Regions from separate parts of the Homo sapiens genome. Here region 2 is linked to region 1. A link is a contact called in ENCODE Hi-C data. All regions are on one chromosome and are shown on one strand. Each heading gives the region's core, a stretch centred on a gene start or an enhancer-like site at or near the end of the contact. The rest is flanking DNA. Distances are from core to core; before and after follow the strand shown.

Region 1 (5,656 bases), core at 1,866-4,365:
CACCGTCCTTCAAGTCCCTGTGTGACCTCTTTCTGGATGCCTGACAATGACCTGGATACTAAGAGGGCACTGAGCTAGTTAACACTTAAGCTATCTGTGGACAACAAAGCTAAAAGAGTGCAGTGTAACGCATGCCCACTTGGGCTTCAGGAGTTGCAGTTACCCACCCCTAGACGCTACCATGGGGCCAGAGTTCAAAAGTCCTTGCTCCGGCTTCTGCACTTGCCCATCTGTGTGCTCCCTGTCCTATTAGGGGTTTGCATGTGCTCGGTAGCCAAGCAGATGAGCCACCCCCCTGTGTACTTCGTGCATTAGTGTTAGTCCTGCGAGTGAAGTCAGGGAACCCTCCTGCTTCAGTTTTAAATCCAAGTCTTTGATTTCAGGGTCCATTTTTTTAAAAAAATTAAATGGATTTATTCATATCTTTGAAATAATACCTCTACTATAAGTCTGTCCCCAAATGAATTACTCCTTCCTCTGTGTTCTTATAGCACTTTGCTTGTTTTTGGTAAAGTAATTAATAATACCTAGCCTTTATTGAGTTTGCTATAAGGCAGGTTAACAGTAGCTACTAATAATAATATCTCTTAACACATGAGATCACTGAAGCTGAGAAAGATTAATTTGCTGAAGTTTACACAGTTATAAAGTGGCCAGCATTTGAACCAGAGTCTACTAACAGAGCTGAAGGTGTAAGTAACATGAGTCTGCCTTCCAAGCCAGGCCGTTAACTCTGATGGCAGGAACAGAGATTTTTGTTTTCATTTAGGCAACCCCAGGATACTTGAATAGTGCCTGGTTTATAATCTATGATAAATGTTGAGTGTAGTCAGCTGGGTGTGGTGGCTGATGCCTGTAATCCCAACACTTTGGAAGGCTGAGGCGGGCGGATCACGTGAGGTCAGGAGTTCGAGACCAGCCTGGCCAACATGGTGAAACTCCGTCTCTACTAAAAATACAAAAATTAGCCTGGTAATCCCAGCTACTTGGGAGGCTGAGGCAGGAGAACTGATTGAACCTGGGAGGCGGAGGTCGCAGCGAGCCAAGATCGTGCTGCTGCATTCCAGCCTGAGCGATGGAGTAAGACTGTCTCAAAAATAAAATAAAAATAAAATGAAATGTTGAGTGTAGTCAACTTACACGTCTATCCTTTCCATTCTTCAAAAAGGGCCAGCTTATTGGACTATGTGTAAACTACTTCCCACCCAACTCCCAAGATGTACAACCACACATCTTGCTAATACATCCCTCAGGGGTGGTACAATTTCTTTTCCTGTTTTAGATATCACTAGTGTTAAAAGAAAAACTTCAGCCAAATTAAATTTAAAGGAGTTTAACAATGAACGATTCCTGAGTCTGGCAGCCCCCATAATCACAGCAGATTCAGAGAGACTCCAGCACAGCCACATGCTGGGAGCAGATTTCTGGCCAGCAAAAGGAAAGTGAGGTCTAGAAAATGGAAGTGAGGTACAGAAACAACTGGATTGCTTACAGCTCAGTGTTTGCCTTATTTGAACACAGTCTGAACAGTTGGCTACATCTGGCCAAAACTCAGTGATTGGCACAGGTGTGGGCTATGGTCGGTTTATACCTCTGCTTATTTTCATAAGTTCATGATGTACAGAAAAACCTTTAGGCTGAACTCAATTACGTAAGGAGGCAGTGTTAGGCTAAACTTGACTTAACACTGAGTAATTTTTTTTTTTTTTGAGACAGTCTTGCTCTGTCGCCCAGGCTGGAGTGCAGTGGCTTGATCTCAGCTCACTGCAACATTTGCCTCCCGGGTTCAAGCAATTCTCCTGCCTCAGCCTCCTGAGTAGCTGGGATTACAGGCGCCCGCCACTATGCCCAGCTAATTTTTGTATTTTTTTTTTGTAGACACAGAGTTTCACCATGTTGGTCAGGCTGGTCTTGAACTCCTGACCTCAAGTGATCTGCCTGCCTCGGCCTCCCAAAGTGCTGGGATGACAGAAGTCGTCATTTTAATCTCTGAAAATGTTAGCTCTGTTTGGGATTGGGTGGGGTGGAGGTGTAGAATTGTAACAGTTTTCCCTAGTTCAACAATTTCCTTCCTTCCTTACAGAACTTTTCATATGATATTTACACCTTTAGGTTCAACCTAGTGAAGTGGGTAAGGCTGATGATTAATCTATTTCACAGATGATTAAAATGAAACTAATAGTAAAGAAATTATTTTCCCCAGGATAACACAGCTAGAAAATACCAGAGCCAGGACTTGAATTATACACCTTCTAATTCCTAGGTCCTAGACTACTAGGAACCATTGTCAACCTTTACTTCCCTTAGAATAGCAATAACCAAAGGAAACATTAAATTGCCACATTTAGGTAAGGGAAAGGCAGGACACCTTAACAAAAGAAAAAAAAAAAACACCAAAAACAAAAACCTAAGGAAGAATATGAAGAAAGGTGAGTAGGTCAAGAGAGCAAAGCAAGCACAGGAGTTAATGGCCGATTCTTAAAACATTCTAAGGAGGCCGGGTGCAGTGGCTCACGCCTGTAATGTCAGCACTTTGGGAGGCTAGGAGGGTGGATCACGAGGTGAGAAGTTCGAGACCTACTGGCCAATATGGTGAAACCTCGTCTCTAATAATACAAAAATTAGCCGGCCGTGGTGGTGCGCACCTGTAATCCCAGCTACTCAGGAGGCTGAAGCAGGAGAATCGCTTGAACCCTGGAGGTGGAGGTTGCAATGAGCCGAGATCGTACCACTGGACTCCAGCCTGTGTGACAGAGCAAGACTTGTCTCAAAAAAAAAAACAAACAAGCAAAAAAATAAAAAACATTCTGAGGAAATGAATAAGGGAAGTAGGACGTGGAAGTAAAAATCAGCGACGGGTCAGCGATGGAGGCGGGAACACCAGCAGAGGGAAGGAGGGAGGATTAAGGCCAAGAAGGATGGTGTATTGAGAGTCAAGGGCCCTGTGTCGCGAGGGCTAAGAACCCTGGCGCCAATGCCACAAACCTCCCGCCCCCGCCCAGAGCCCAGCCAGAGCCCAGCCAGAGCCCGCCCAGAGCCCGCCCAGAGCCGGCGTTGGCCCCGCCCCGCCTCGTGCCGGCCCCGCCTGGAGCCGCCCCGCCCCCGCCCTCCACCGAGTCTCTTAGGTGATGCTGCAGCCAAGATGGCGCCCGCGGCGGCCGTGGCGGCCTGAGCGTGATGCTCCGGGTTCTCGGCGGCGGCTGTGGCCTTGGCCGGGGCCTTGGGTCTCTCCCGGTCGTGAGCGATCAGCGCCTCTCCGCCGGCCGGGCTAGCCGGGACAGAGAGGAGACGGCCACGAAGAGAGGAGGCAGTGAGCAACAGGACGAGACCGCGGCGTCTCCAGCCTCGGTACCATGGCCGGGATCATCAAGAAACAAATCTTGAAGCACCTCTCCAGGTCAGTGAGCGCCTCGGTGTCGGCGCCAGTCGGCCTCCACCCCAGCCCGCACTGGAGTCAGCCTGCGGCTTCGGGGGCGGCGGCGCCTGGCGGCTGTGCGGGAGGCGACCTTCGGACTTCCCCGCTCTGGCCGGGGCAGAGGTCGCGGCCCCGGATCTCTTGTCGCCGGCGGCGCCGGGGGCTGGCCTCACGAATCGGCCCCTGACGCGTCTTCTCCCAGGGTGGGCGCGCGGAGGAGCCCGGAGTGCGGAGCGCGGCGGGCTGGGATCGCTCCCGGCGCGGCGTCTGGGGGCGTCCCGGCTCGGCTCTGTGCGGTACTGAGCGGAGGCTGGAGGTGGCCTGGCGTCACCCAAGTGCCTGGTTAATGTGCTGGGCTCTAACTCGAGTTCGGTGCTCCTTCCCCTTGGAGCAGAGCGGTTCCGTTAACCGAGGGCTTCTGGCGCAGTGTGGACGCTCAGTGGAGGCTGTGTTCTCAGTGGAACGTTAACCTTGTGATTGTTCTGAATTCCTCCCACCTTGGCGTTCCCGCTCTGTGGCATCAGAGGGTGTGCCTGTTTGCACAGTTAGGATTTGTTTTAGGTAAATAAGCAGAGTTCGCAGCTTTGGCAGGTTCTTTCTGGAGTCCTATGAGACCCACATCATTATTACTGAACATTTTTTTTTTTTGGTTTTTGCTCTTTTTCCTCTGCAACTCTAAAATTCAGGGAGTTAACATCTGTGGTGATTAAACCCAAGACATGTCATTCTCTCCATTTCATAACGCGGTTTTAGTCAGAAACATGACTCAGTAAGGCTGGCAGTTTGTTACTGCTCTTGGCTTCTCCGTGTTTGTCTCAAGACACAGGCTAAATGTAGGCTCTTGTTCCAAGTTGTTACCAGCGAACTCAAAGCCCTTGGTTAGGATCCCTTTCTGTTCGATTTGTAAGTTAATTTTAACTAATTTTGGGAAGACACGGGTATGATTATAGACTTGTATAGTAAACATAATTCTTGATTCCCCAGATTGTCTTATACCACAGGTTATATATTGGGAACAGAATTCTACTTCTGTGATTCAGCAAATATTTTCCTCACTTATAATACTGAATAAGATATAGCACTTTTCTTAAAAGTAGCAAAGTATAGCAGCGTGTGTGTGTGTGTGTACATATATATACATATGTACATATATACATATACATATATACACATATATACACATACATATATATGTGTACTACATATATATGTGTATACACTACACATATATATGTGTATATATGTAGTATTTTTTTAGTAGAGACTGGGTTTCACCAGGCCAGGCTGGTCTTGAACTCCCAACCTCAGGTGATCCGCGGTCCTCGGCCTCCCAGAGTGCTGGGATTACAGGTGTGAGCCCCCACGCCCTGCATGAATATGTATTTCTTAATGTTATCACTCATTGAAAAGTTTCTTTTAAAATTATATATATGGCCCAATCTTGAACTATCTTATTTTGGAAGGTTTTATCTATTTTTAATTTATGTCCTCCCGCCTTTCTCATACCCAGCTCCACAAGAAAATACAGATCTGCAGAAAATGATTTGAATGCCTACTTTCTCACTCGTCCAAGGATGATGCTGCATAGCTAGTACCACTCTAGATGCTTGGAAGAAAAGTTAATTCAATCAACAGATAGTGCATTAGAGTTTAATTCTTTTATAGAACTCCATTTGAGAGGGGCTCTTAAAAATTAAGAGCATGCATACCAAAGTATAATAAAAAAAATTAAGAACAAAGATGTAATGGCTTACTGCATGAGATAGAAAACACCCATATATTGAAAATTGAGTCTTTAGGGCTAGTTTTTATTTTATTTTATATATATATATATATATATATATTTTTTTTTTTTTTTTTTTTTTTTTTGAGACAGAGTCTCACTCTGTTTCCCAGACTGGAGTGCAATGGCATGATCTCGGCTCACGGCAGCCTCTGCCTCCTGGCTTCAATCAGTTCTCCTGCCTCAGCCTCCCGAGTAGCTGGGATTACAGGCATGCGCCACCACGCCTGGCTAATTTTGTATTTTTAGTAGAGACAGGGTTTTTCCATGGTGGTTAGGCTGGTCTCAAACTCCCAACCTCAGGTGATCCGCCTGCCTTGGCCTCCCAAAGTGCTGGGATTACAGGTGTGAGCCACCGTGCCTGGCCCTTAGGGTTAGTTTCTAAATCTGTATGATTTGTAATAGCTGTGTGATAAATAGTGTGATGAGGATTTTTTTTTTTTTCAGAGATGAGTTTT
Region 2 (5,656 bases), core at 1,295-3,794, 7.0 Mb before region 1:
ACCCAGTTCCAAAGGTGCTTCCATATTTTTGGGTATCCTTATAGCAGCACCTCCCAGTAGCAATTTACTATATTAGTCTGTTCTCATGCTGCTAATAAAGACACACTCAAGACTGGGTAATTTATAAAGGAAAGAAGTTTAATTGACTCACTGTTCAGCATGGCTGGGGAGGCCTCAGAAAACTGATCATCATGCTAGAAGGGGAAGCCAACACAACCTTCTTCACATAGAGGCAGGAAGGAGAAGTGCTAAGCAAAAGGGGGAAAAGCCCCCTATAAAACCATCAGATCTTGTGAGAACTCACTCACTATCATGAGAACAGCATGAAGGTAACTGCCCCCATGATTAAATTACCTCCTACCGGGTCCCTCCTACAACACGTGTGGATTATGGGAACTACAATTGAAGATGAGATTTGTGTGGGGACACAGCCAAACCATATCATTCATATATATAATTTTAAAAGTATTCTTACAGAACCAAAGAAAGGCTGATATATACTTCTTGTGGCAACAGAAGCAGAAGTAGGGAAGACTATTCAGACAGATTGGCTCTCTAGAGTATTGAATTTACTTTATTGCTGCACTAGTTTGCTAGGGCTGCTGTAAAAAAGCACCACAAATTGGGAGGCTTAGAACAATAGGAACTAACTGTCTCGCAGTTCTAGAGGCCAGAAGTTCAAAATCAAGGTGTCAGCAGTGCGACAGTCCTGTGAAGGTGCTAAGAAAGGATCTGTTCCAGGTCTTTCTCCTAGCTTCCAGTAGTTCCTTGGCTTGTGGCAGCACAGTTCCAATCTTTACATGGTATTTTCCCTGTATGTATATGTATTTCTGTGTCTAAATTTCTCCACTATATGAGGCCACCAATCACACTGGATTAGGGTGCACCCTAATGACCTCATCTTAACTTGAGCATGTACAAAGACCTTATTTCCAAATAAGGCCACATTTATAGTCATTGAGAGTTATATGATTTTGGGGACACACAATTCAACCAATAAGAATTGCCATCTCCTTCTTTCTTTTAACTTTGCCAAACACACTGGTGGCCAACAGCACTCACTCACTCACTCATTCATTCATTAAATAAGCATTTGCCTATGTCAGGCTCTGTTCTGGTGTTGATGCAAAAAATAAAAACAAAAGAAAACTGAATACAGACCCAGTCCTTGAGAAATCACACTTCAGAGGGAATCAGAGGCACATTATTATGATAATAAGTACTATTACTGAGTTGGTATTGCTAGGAATGGGCACTTTTCAACTAATTTTCACGGTAGTGTGAAAAGTGATGTAACAGAAACATACTTGGAGAACCCAGGGAGGTCCTAAATTTGCCCTAGGGATCAGGAATACTTTCAGAAATTAGTTATTATTTCATCTGAGTCTAAAGGGATGCGTAGAAATATCCTAGGTAGCTCAAAGGTGGTAATATTGAGTACTGGATTCCAAAGAAGAGTATTTTATAGAGGAAAAAACAGCAAAGGTTAAGAGACAAATTGTAAACCCCAGGAGGGGTGGGGTTTTAGTCTGTTTTATTAAGTATCTCCTGTATCTCTAGTGCTTTGAACAGTGCCTAGTTCATTCAAAAAGTAATCATTGAATGAATTTAAGGGCATCATATATCTAAGGGATGCCATGGCCTGCAGTTCACTGTCGCTGGAAAAGTAGACAAACGTCCAGTTTCAAAGAGACCGGTAAACTACATTAAATGTAAGAGACGAGGGGTGAAAGGTTGATGATATATATCGCTAGTATTAAAAAAATTCCAGGAAGTCCAGGAATGCCTGGCATCCGTCCTGCCAATTACCCTTTTCCCCAGAGTATGTACAAGGGGGAGGAGGCACCCAAGGGCCAGGAGAGTGGAGGGGCACAGCTCCACAATCTCCAAAGTAGGGTTCTCTGGCCAAAGCAGGATTGAAGCACATGGTTTGGACTTGAAATGTACGTGGAGCCTCCCACTCTCCTCCTTCCACTCCATCCTCCCCTCACTCTCCGCCCGACTCCACCACTGGCTCCTGAAGGAAACCGGACAATTTCCAGGCCCTCCCCAAATCCCACGGGAGGAATCGCCGAGCGCGCTCCTGCCCGCCGGCCCCGCCCCCTTACCCTCTGGAACGCAGCGAGAGCGCACGCGCGCCTAACGGAGCAGCGCGCGCGCCCGCAAGCTCCCCGCATCCCCGTGCTCATCCGGGTCTCAGCGAGCCTCGGCCAATGGTGGCCGCTCATGGCCCTTGGGGGCGGGGCTAAGCCTTCCCTCACAAGGGGCCTGTGGTCAACGCGATTTGCTTCCAAGGGACGGCCACCAGTCGGCACAGGAAAGGGGCAGAGGCAGTGAGTTCAGCGTGTGGACGAGGGTCAACAAGTTTGGGATCAAGCGGCTGCCGCTCCTCCAAAAGCGACCGAAGCGCGAGCAGATTACCCCTCCGAGCCAGTGTAGTAAACACACTTCAGAAACGTGAGGTGCCGGTGGTCACGAGGGGAGCGCGCCCTCCAATGAGGAGCCGGGGGCGGGGCCGAGGCCGCTGACGCGGCGGCGGCGGCAGAGTCACCCGGGCAGCCTCGGGACCGGTCACCGGCCGGCAACCGTCCAGCGGCCTCGACCACCGCCTCTAGCCTCCGTTCCCGGTCCTTTCTCCCGGGCCGAGAGACAGCGTCGCCGACAGGGGCTCATTCCCCTCCGGTTCTCCTCGGTGACTCACCTCGGGCGGGCCGTTTTGTCTTTAGGGGCCGCCTTGGTGGGGCGAGGTTTCCGTGACGAATCTCCTGGGGCCGTCCGTGCCGGCTCGGGCCGTCGTGGCGGCTCGAGCTCCTGGAACTTGCTCAGGCTCCGGAGGTCCGAGGCCCTCGAAGTTATGCGTCGCCTCCAGGCGGTTGCGGCGGGCGCGGGCTCCTAAAGGGCGTCACACCCGGACTCCGCCGACTAGGCAACCTCCATTCATCTTTCCACTGCGCCTCCGGCGCCCCCGCCTTCTCCGGTCCCCTCCTCGGAGTCATTTTTTCCTGTTCCCCCTCTGCCGCCCTTTCCTCACGCCCCGGGTGAGGCAATTCTCTTGGAAGCGAAGGTGTCGGCTATGAGCCGGAGCCTCCTTCCTTGAATTTCTCCGTGGAGGACCCGCCGCGCCCCCCGGCATGGGGGTGAACGCCGTGCACTGGTTCCGAAAGGGGCTCCGGCTCCACGACAACCCCGCCCTGAAGGAGTGCATTCAGGGCGCCGACACCATCCGCTGCGTCTACATCCTGGACCCCTGGTTCGCCGGCTCCTCCAATGTGGGCATCAACAGGTGGCGGTGAGTCACAAGCCCGTGGGAAATGGATTTGGGTGTTTAATGAGTCTGATGTTAATGAATTCCATGCGATCCGCCAAATCTGTGAATTTAGACGTGGGACTGTCTTGCTTATACCGCTTACGAATTTTAGGTGCCCTAAGTATTAAATAGAATTGACTTAATACTTCTCTGGCCAAAGAGTACTGACGACCTGAAACACTCGGTCTTCATCAGTGAGTTATGTGTCTTTCTGTGCTAACTGGAGCTCCTCCCCTGAATTTGTGGAGAATTCTTAGTGCTGGAGTTAAAGAAACACCTTTCCTGTCCTTAGTGGCCATTGTATATGGATTCCCTTGGCCTTTTTGTGGCATTCGGAAGGATTGTGATGTTTCCTGTTTACGTTTGTGTCTAGGTAACTCATAGTATGGAGAAAAATCATTCATTCAGTACAGCAGGCTCCAGATCCAGTGTTCTTCCACCTTGAGGTTACTGTGGGAAAAGCAAGGGAAACAGCATTATCTGGTTTCTCTGCTCGGTTCTTTTTCTCAACTCCTCCTTGTGGTTGCCGAGACAAAGCACAGTTTTTCTTTCTAGGCAAGTTGTAGTCCTTCTAGGGATCAGAGCACTGAAAGAAATCTTAGAGATGCTTTATGATCTTTTCCTGAAACACCAGGCTACATGATTGTTAGGCCCCCTGGTGGAAATAAAAGCATAGCTCAACAGATAGACTCTTGATCACTTAGCATGTGCCAGGCACTGATTTAAATGCTAGGGATATAGCAGTGAGTGAAAGACAGAAAGTCATGTCTTCAAGCAGAAAGTAAAATATGTAGTATTTTAGGTGGTGATAAGTATTGTGGAAAAAAATAGAGCAGAGTAAAGGGATAAAGAATACAAGGGTAGGGATGGGGTTGCAATTTTAAGTATGATCGGGGGAAAAGTCACAGAGAAGGTGACACTTGAGCAGACCTGAAGGAGGTGGTGGGATGCAGATATCTAAGGGAAGACCATTCCAGGCAAAGGGAAGAGTAAGGGAAAAGGCAGAAATATGCTTGACCTTTGGAAGGAACAGCAGAAGAATCCAGTATGTCTGGAGCAGAATAAGTGAGGGAAAAATAGTAGACGATGAGGTCAGAGTTGACTTAGGGCCAGATTGAAGAGAGCCTTATAAGCAGTTTTCAAGATTTGGGTTTTTACTTAGTGAAATGGGAATAACTGCAGGATTATGAGCAGAGAAGTAATGTGATCTGACATAAGTTTGGAAAAGAATTTTTCTGCTTGTGGTTCTGAATTGGGGAGTGGAGGTGGACAAGAAGCAGGAAGTCCAATTAAGAAGCTGTTGGCATTCATCCAGGTGAGAGATGATAACGGCTTGAATCATAGTAATAATCGTGGACGTGGTGAGAAATAAACAGATGCTGGTTATATTCTGAAGGCAAAATACAGGGTATTTGTTGGCAGATTGGATATGTAGTGAGAGAGAAAGAAAAGGAGTTAGGCTGGGCGCGGTGGCTCATCCCTGTAATCCCAGCACTTTGGGAGGCTGAGGCCAGGAGTTCGAGACCAGCCTGGCCATCGTGGCAAAACCCTGTCTCTATTAATACTGAAAATATAAAAATTAGGTGAGCATGGTGGCGCATGCCTGTTATCTCAGCCACTCAGGAGGCTGAGGCACGAGAATCGCATGAACCTAGGAGACGGAGGTTGCAGTGAGCTGAGATCGTGCCACTGCACTCCAGCCTGAGTGACAGAGTACTCTGTCGCAAGAAAAAAAAAAAAGGACTTATAGTTTGGTGCTATATAAAAAGCACCAAAATTCAGTGCTTTTTATATAGTAGCAGTTTAGTTACTGTTTGAGAAAATTTTTGGCTTGAGAAACTGGAAGGATGGGGCTACACTTTGCTAAGAAAGTGAAGCCAGCTGGAGAAGCCATTGGGAGGGTGATTGGAGTTCTCTTTCATTAAGTCATTAAGTTTGAGATGTATTTTACACATTCAAATGGAGATAGCAAATAGGCAGTTGGATGTATCTGGAGCTCAAGACAGAGATCCAGGCAGGAAGTATAAATTGGAGAATTCATTAGTTTATAGATAATATATAAAGCCATTTATTCATCCAACCATTTATTGAACAAATATTTGTCAAGCACCTACTATATGCCAGGCACTGTTTTAGGTGCTAGAGATCCAGTATAAACAAAACAGCCCCCAATTCTCACCCTGTTGGAGCTACATTCTAGTGGAGCCGTGAGACTGACAGCATTAATAAAATGAGATAGACAAGAGATGCAAATGGTGCAAGGGCTGAACCTTGAATACTCTTAATGTTTATAAATTGTGGAGCTGTGAAAGAACCAGCATATGAGACTGCGAAGGAGCCACTAGTAAT

Evidence for each region. Hi-C counts contacts between places; a loop is a spot of excess contacts on that map. Pooled maps may share reads with other maps.
Region 2: a loop to region 1 is called in a pooled map, with 24 times the contacts of the local background. The contact joins the promoter of CRY1 here to the promoter of BLTP3B in region 1. A Hi-C loop is called at or near these places in 8 of 50 pooled maps.

The regions. Positions count from the first base shown.
Region 1 is chr12:100,140,333-100,145,988 of GRCh38, reverse strand. It overlaps BLTP3B (bridge-like lipid transfer protein family member 3B), which reads left to right and starts at 3,115. Exons shown (of 21, transcript NM_015054.2): 1 at 3,115-3,397. The coding sequence starts at 3,354. It overlaps BLTP3B-DT (BLTP3B divergent transcript), which reads right to left and starts at 2,934. Exons shown (of 2, transcript NR_186018.1): 1 at 2,646-2,934; 2 at 1,318-1,449. RefSeq lists silencers at 2,951-3,130, 3,451-3,700 and an enhancer at 2,807-3,570.
Region 2 is chr12:107,090,437-107,096,092 of GRCh38, reverse strand. CRY1 (cryptochrome circadian regulator 1) reads left to right here and starts at 2,544. Exons shown (of 13, transcript NM_004075.5): 1 at 2,544-3,289. The coding sequence starts at 3,132. RefSeq lists silencers at 2,073-2,152, 2,483-2,712 and an enhancer at 2,253-2,402.